Regions from separate parts of the Homo sapiens genome. Here regions 1 and 3 are each linked to region 2. A link is a loop called in an ENCODE intact Hi-C map of the cell type or tissue named here. Cell type or tissue: dorsolateral prefrontal cortex. All regions are shown on one strand.

Region 1 (2,500 bases), 790 kb after region 2:
TTTTAGAAAATTGAAGGCTTGTGGTTTTGAAGAAAAACAACTATTATACAATAAATCTACTAATTGCTCATTTTGTTTAGAGCTAAAAAAAATGTTCCTCTTTCCTTTCCACCCCTATTCCCAGGGGACAGAAAATTTACCTTTGATTTCCAAGCATATCTGATTTCTTCCAGTCATTATAGAGTCAAATAATAAAACAAATTCAGATACAACAGTGAAGGAATAACAACTTTTACTTCAATTCTACACTTGAATCAATAGACTCAAATCCTTAGAAATATGATCATCAATGCAATTATGTGCTGAACTGCTAAATTAACAGTCATCTGGGAAACATAAAACAAAACTAGTGACAATGTGCTTCTAATTGCATGGGGGTTCAGGATATTAGTGATATTTTATATTCTGCTTCATTGCTCACTAAACAGCATATATTTTCATAATAATGCTTTTTTCCAACTAGAAACAACCAAAGGTGTCATAACTCAATTTCCAAGATGAAGAGAAAACAAAAATAGAGAAAATATATACAGTTGAAACAATGCCTTTAGTAGTTGGAAGAGGGGTAGGAGGGGCAAGAGAATGAAAAAAAGGGCCAAAATAAATTTAAATGCCTGCTTTGAAGTCATTCTTCAGGTTGAAACAGCAGGCTAAATCAATTTCAACTCCTCTATATTAATGATTCAGTCATCTCTAAGCCTCCAGTAATAAAAAGTGCCTGCCTGCCTGCCTACCTGCTGCCTGCCCTGCCTGCCAACCTGCCTGCCTGCCATGTGTAAGACTCTGGGCTAGGCAGGGGGATATAGTCTATAACCTACAATGAGAAGTCCTGGGTTGTGTTAACGAAACTGTAGCACAGTAAAGCACAAAATCTACTGAGCATTCATATGCCGTTAACCCTAAGGCCCTTTATAAACAGTTACAGGCTACACGTTTTACACATGGGCACTGGTGTGGACAGAGCACAGGCTCATGCATGCGCTGACATTGAAATTGCACTCTGTTTCTCTGTGATTTGATGAAAATCTGTGGGAAAGGCTGCCCCCTTGTGTTCATCTCAGTGCAGTTGTGACCCTGCTAGAGCTGGAACATTGCAGATGCCTTTTACCATCATCCCATGATGGCTTCAGAGAGGGGACTTCGGCCTGCTCAGTCTCTACCCAAAATCAAGGCCAGTGTAAACGAGAAAGTGCCAATGCTTCTGAGCTCGTTCAAGTCCAAGAAAGCCATTCTGGACCTCTCCCGAGGCACAGCCAAGTGAGCTAGTCCTCATGGATCCAATCAGGATAACTATTTTGTTTTGTTTAAAAAACAAAAAACTCCTGCTTATGAGAAGAGATCTTTGGAAGGATGGAATTCCTCTATGTCAAATGGCCTCTGGACCTCTGGCTGTCTGAATGTCACTTAAAGCAACCCACAGATAGAGAAGAGGGCACAGAGGGTACTGAAAACAGCAACGTAACTAAGAAATACAGGAAAACCCAAGACATGGACAGTGGAAAAGGTGAGGAAGGGTCCTGGAAAACCAACCAGGAGAGAAAGGAAGGCCATAGAGATTCATCTACCTCAACTTCCTTCTATGCAGATGCAGTTTCAGGTCTGGAAATTCCCACAAAGTGGCCAACTTGCCAGAGGTCCCACTGGTAAAATCCAGTGCTGTTTCTCCAACCAGAGGATGCCTTATTTACTAGTTTGCGATCAAAACTGTGAAGCACCTACAAATAATTTGGAAGACTAAGCACCCAGTATGAGAAACCTAACCTAGTGATCAATATAGAACCAAACATATAGTAAGCACAAAATAAATGTGAGTAAATGATTAGGATATAAAATTAAGCCAATAAAGATTTCACTTTTCAGAGGAAAAAATAGTTCACTGCATTAAAAAAAAACAAAACCTGCTTTTTTTCTTTTTAAAAATCTTTGGATCCTGAGAAAGGAAGGCTTATGAAAGACACCTTATATTCCTTCCTCCCTCTCTCACATCCTTCCACCTCCAAATCCCAAGTCCAAAAACAGATAAAATTAGGGAGAGGCTATGTCAATGCAGGAAAAGGTCTTATCCAAAAGCCAAAAACTTTGAAAAATGGAACTAGATTAAAGGCCACCCAGGTATATTAGAATTAACTTATGACACTAAGATAGCAGTTGGTTGCTCCAGAAGTTGAGAAAGAGAGAGAGAGAAAGAGAGAGAGATCCTGGGCTTCACAAATATCCGAGAGTAAGAAGGCCAAGGGCATAAGTCTTTGTCTCAGGGAAGACCCTCAGGCAAAAGTAGTTCTGGCTGCTGCCTTCTGGCTCAATTGGAGACAGCTAGGACTGCGGCCCGCAAAATAAGACCTTGTATGAAAATGGAAAAGGCTACTCCCTCAAAAGAAACTAGTGCTGGGATAATTTTAACTGTTTCAAATCATTTATTTGGTAATAATAAAGAAACCAGAACAACATAATGCTGGGTTTAAGCTGCAGTCCCAGCTTTAGCTCCCTAGTGAACTTATTT
Region 2 (2,500 bases):
AGGATTGTAAAATGCACCAATCAGCACTCTGTAGCTAGGATTGTAAAACGCACCAGTGTTCTGTAGCTAGCTAGAGGTTTGTAAAATGCACCAATCAGTGCTCTGTAGCTAGCCAGAGGTTCGTAAAATGCACCAATCAGTGCTCTGTAAAAACACACCAATCAGTGCTCCGTAGCTAGCTAGAGGTTTGTAAAATGAACCAATCAGCACTCTGTAAAATGGACCAATCAGTGCTCTGTAAAATGGACCAATCAGCACTCTGTAAAATGGACCAATCCACTCTGTAAAATGGACCAAATGGGAGGGGACAACTCAGGGAATAAAAGCTGGCCACCCCAGCCCTCAGCGGTAACCTGCTTAAGTCCCCTTCCAGGCTGTGGGAGGTTTGTTCTTTCGTTCTCCACAATAAATCTTGCTGCTGCTCAGTCTTGGGGTCCGCATCACCTGTAAGAGCTGTAACACTCACTGTGAAGGTCACGCTTCATTCCTGAAATCAGCGAGACCATGAACCCACTGGAAGGAACAAACTCCGGACACAAGGGCAGGAGTTTGAGACCAGCCTGACCAACAGGGCGAAACACTGTGTCTACCACAATTACAAAAATTAGCTGGGCTTGGTGGTACGCACCTGTAGTCCCAGCTACTTGGGAGGCTGAGACAGGAGAATTGCTTGAACCCTGGAAGCAGAGGATGTACTGAGCCAAGATTGTGCCACTGCACTATAGCCTGGGCGACAGAGACTCTGTCTCAATAAATAAATAAATAAATAAATAATATAAAAAAAAAACCTCTACAATATTTTCCTGCTGTCCTCCTAACACTTGAACTTGGGCTAATGCAATTTAAGCTTCAAGTCTCCCCAGTGTCAGTGAAGTGAAGCAATGAACAGTGCCTAATGAGCCCTTAAAATGTAGACCACCCATCTACATAGCGCCTTCTTTTCCACCCCTTTAAACAAATGATAGCTACTGCTGTTTGATTTTTACATTAAGAAGAACGTGTTGTCAAAAGTACCTAAATCATTTTCTCAGCTTGGTGCTTCACTTTCCCTTTAAGGATGCAGACTAAGGATCTTAATTTATGAGTTACCCACTCAAGCCTCTTTGCCACACACCTGGACCTGTTTGCAGAATTAAATTATTGGCTGTGAATCTAACATCAAACCTCCAGATGGCACCAGAGAACTGAGAAAAACAATTCCATTGCCAAGGAGCCTTTGTGTTGCTGACAAGAGAGGAGCAGGCTGAGAGAAAACGCCCTGTTTGTCACAAAGTTACATCTGCGAGCTCCTTCAAGGAAGGGAGGTGCCTGACGCTCCTTGTTAATGCCGGTTGCTGTTACAGACTTGCAATTGTGCAACTCTGTGATGTAAACAGGCAGGCTTTGTATTTTTGCAGTGCCCCTGGAGAGTGGAGAGGGTGGTTCTCTTGGCTGTCTCTGGAACAAATTTGGGTAAGTGCTCAAAGATGTGTTACTACAGAATGTACTTGTGAAGTTCTTGTTGCAGTGCAGTCAGATAAGCAAAGATATCTGCTAGAAAATAAAGAAAAAGCTACACAATTTTAGACTTTGTAGTTCATTGTCTTTTAAGACAGCAAGTCCTGCTATTGTCTGTCATAAAGCTACAGAAAAAGACCATATTGAAAACTGACGATAGCAGTTGATTATTTGTGAAAAGCCTGAGAGATGATTCAGTAAATACAAGGTGAATTTCATTGCATCTTCATGCAATCAGAGACTTGCATACACTTTTTATCCCCTAAACAGATGAACGAATGGCATGGGCCAGCTAGCAGGGAGTTGGCAGGATAAAGTTCTAACCAACAATTGCCACTTGCCTTCCTTTCTTCCATCAGCTTCTAGCTTACCTTTCAGAGACAGGTTCTATCAAAGGAAACCTAAAGGGAACCTTCCTCCCTGGCCCTGCCCCATCTAGCGTCCACAAGGATACTACACTCCAGTGAAGACTAGGGTGTATCCCAACTCCCCAAGAGCAGCATCAACAGCTATTAATCCTAAAAGTCTTGGTTTACTTCTGCAACATTGAGACACTTGCTGGGGCCAGAGCACAGGGGGCAAATGGGAACCTGAAATGCTCTTTTCCCAGCTTACTGCAGGACTCTTTGTCTCATCTGTTAGCCATATGTCACCCCATTAGAGAGATCTCTCCTGACCATCCCATCTAAAATTATTTCCAGTTACTCACTCTCTCATCCCTCTGCACTTATGTGAATAAAACAGTCTCATTTTATACTTGATTGTCTGCCTTCCCTCCCTACAGTTATTGTTGAAGCAGGCAGGAATTCCCTCTGTCTGGCTCCCACGGTATCCCCACCTTTTAGAAGAGTGTGTGGCATGTAGAAGGTTCAATATAGATTGAATAAAAGAATGAATGATGACAATAGGCTGATCCATTTCTCTATTTTCTTCTGGTTATGAAATTTGATTAAAAAATGAGATTTGGGATCAAAGCCATTACCAGAGAACATTATATTAACAC
Region 3 (2,500 bases), 62 kb after region 2:
CTTAACTCTGTACAATTTCTTTCATGTAAAGTGCCAATAAAGAAAATTAAAGAAATGAAAGGGGTACAAAGGGGAATAGAATCCAGTTTGCTGTCTGCTCATGGCACTGGAGGAAATTTTAAGGAGAAGGCCACTGTATGCATTGACATTAACAAGAGAATGCCTTTTCTTTTCTTTTCTTTTCTTTTCTTCTTGCCAATGTCAGAATTCTCCAGAAAGCACCAATGAGTCACACCTAAAATACCAGAGGTAATCCCAGAACGGAGATTCTGTATACCCTGTCAACTTGTAGCTAGACTTTTTAAAAAATCGACTGAATCTGGTGAAAACAAGGCAATGTAAGGCCATATTTTCATAAATTTGCTTCTCTTATGCATTCCTGTTGAAATGACCACAGGTGAGCAAAGGTTTGTAGAATCAGCCAAATTTTAAAGACTTTCTACAAACTATGGTAAAATTAAGATGACATTGGAAAGACAGTGCACACTGAATTTCAAGAGAAGGAATTTAGTTCAACTGAGTGAAGCCTATCCCTTCCAAATTTTCATTGAAATGACCAAATAAATATGAAAATTGGGGAGGAAAAAGCAGTAGAAGCCCTTAAAAAGGGCAAACATCATTTGTATACTAGAAACACTGGGGAAATTCTGCAGGATATACATACATAGAACCAGACCAAAGCACAAGCTGCCCTGCTATCTTGGGACACCTCAAGTTCACAGCAGCTTAGACTGGAAATGACAGAAATAATGGAAAATTGGAGGGACCCGTTGAACATCTACCAGTGCCTCAGATCGTATGGACAGGGAACAGATTCACTGCTCTGCTTCCATTGTACAGAGGGCACAGACAGCAAGTTAAGAGTAACCATCTGTGACCTCTAGAAGGAGAATTCACTCCTACTTCCTGCCCCTGTTGGGTTCCTGTGAGTAAGTTTTGGGATTCTCCCTTTCACACCACTCCCAGCCTCATCCAACTTGGTGACCAGGGTCTGTGTTGGACGTATCTGTGCTGTGGGATGGTGCCAGTGGTTTTAAGGGGTCTGGTGTAGAAGGGCACTCTTCTGGCTAGATAACCAATGGGCAAAGTGTTGTCTGCTATCAGAAGAACATGGTTTGAAAAGGCAATGGATATCGCCTCTGGGTTCACATAGCAGATGGAGCCCCTTGCTCAAGTAGAAGCCAGGCAACTGGCAAAAGTGACTTAGTTCCTTTTCTCAGACCTTGCTGTCTCTTCTGTCCCATCGCTTCTGTGTTGTCTTCTCCTTATCCATCAAGCCCAGGATGCGTGTGTGTGTGCGTGTGTGTATGTGTGGAGGGTTGGTGGGGGCCAGGGAGGGAGAACTGCCTTTCCTGTACTCTCCTGTTTCTTATTCTTTCTGTCTGATCTTTTATTCTTTCCCTTTTCTCTCAAAACCTGTTCTTTTGATATTCAAAGCCAGATAGCAGCTACTTTTTTCTCTTCTTTCAGCTGTCACAGTCTCTTTCGGAAATAATGAGCAGGGAATAATCCAGCTCTTGAATAGTAAGGGTTGGGGGTAAAACACAAAGATGGAATAGATATTGGCAGGGCAGGGGCACACCTATAAATATTTCAAAAATATCATCTTGTTGAAAGCCTAAGTTACAATCCTCATCATGTGCCAATTAAATAAAAGATTATTGGTTTCAATAGAAAGAGTAGTTGCCGCAACAAGACCAGCCAGAGAGGGGCCCAGATTGTCTCACCCTGGACCCTTTTCTTCTCCTGTTATTGTGCACAGTTGTCCATTATCTGGCATGAAGTTCTTTAGAGTGCTGCCAAGAACGAGGACTCGGGCTGGCCTTATGAGGGTGTTGATTAGGATTTCTGACTCAAGCCACATCAGTAGATTCTTTGTGTTTCTGATAAAATGTGAGGCTACCAGCCAAAATTCATTGGACAGGACAAGCATGTGATACAATTGCTCCTCCAACTGTAGGCAAGTATAAAGGGAAGAATCGTCATTGGTTGTAGGGAAAGTATGTGACCACGTTATAATTGCTAGGCTGATCAAAATCACAGATGGGCATGGATCAGTATTTGGAAACTGACCTGAAAGAATAGTGTGGTTCAGCACAGTGATTGTCAACGAAGGGCGACTTGGTCCCCAAAGGATATTTGAAAATACTCGGAGATAATTTTGGTTCTCACAACTAGAGTGATGCAACTGGAATCTAGTAGGTAGAGGCAAAGAATGTTGCAAACCATCGTAAAATGCATATGGACACCCCTTCTCCCCACCCAATAAAGAAATATCTAACTCAAAATGTTAATAGTCTGAGCTTGAGAAGCTCTGGTCTAACAGAACGATATACTTCATTCTCCACTGCTGCCAGACAGTGTCTCTCTTAAGGCTCTCCCCACCACTTATTTTGCCATCAGGCCATATGCCTTGCTGTGCTTCATTGTGTATTTGAGGTGCATTCATGCCTTGGCACTTTGCACTTGCTCTTTCTCCTCCCTCACATCTTTGCATGGC

Evidence for each region. Hi-C counts contacts between places; a loop is a spot of excess contacts. Peaks named below come from ENCODE experiments on the same cell type or tissue, not always from the same donor. Only the 100,000 strongest peaks of a DNase experiment are listed, where the experiment ranks them.
Region 1: a loop joins it to region 2, with 7 times the contacts of the local background. A loop is called at or near these places in 33 of 110 quality-filtered maps.
Region 3: it touches region 2 in a loop (7-fold over the local background); 9 of 110 quality-filtered maps call a loop at or near these places.

The regions. Positions count from the first base shown.
Region 1 is chr15:82,197,147-82,199,646 of GRCh38, forward strand. The region is part of intron 15 of EFL1 (elongation factor like GTPase 1); the gene reads right to left. Among named protein-coding and RNA genes, the nearest start is that of EFL1, 64 kb to the right of the region's middle. RefSeq lists an enhancer at 1,114-1,173. In dorsolateral prefrontal cortex, CTCF peaks have their summits at 1,043 (motif pointing left) and 1,246; a DNase peak (open chromatin) is centred at 1,045.
Region 2 is chr15:81,409,299-81,411,798 of GRCh38, forward strand. All of the region lies in intron 6 of TMC3-AS1 (TMC3 antisense RNA 1), which reads left to right. Among named protein-coding and RNA genes, the nearest start is that of TMC3, 36 kb to the left of the region's middle. In dorsolateral prefrontal cortex, CTCF peaks have their summits at 1,162 (motif pointing right) and 1,370; a DNase peak (open chromatin) is centred at 1,293; H3K4me3 peaks cover 389 bases; H3K27ac peaks cover 1,462 bases.
Region 3 is chr15:81,471,486-81,473,985 of GRCh38, forward strand. No RefSeq gene overlaps it. Among named protein-coding and RNA genes, the nearest start is that of TMC3, 99 kb to the left of the region's middle. In dorsolateral prefrontal cortex, no CTCF peak of the experiment used is centred here; no DNase peak of the experiment used is centred here.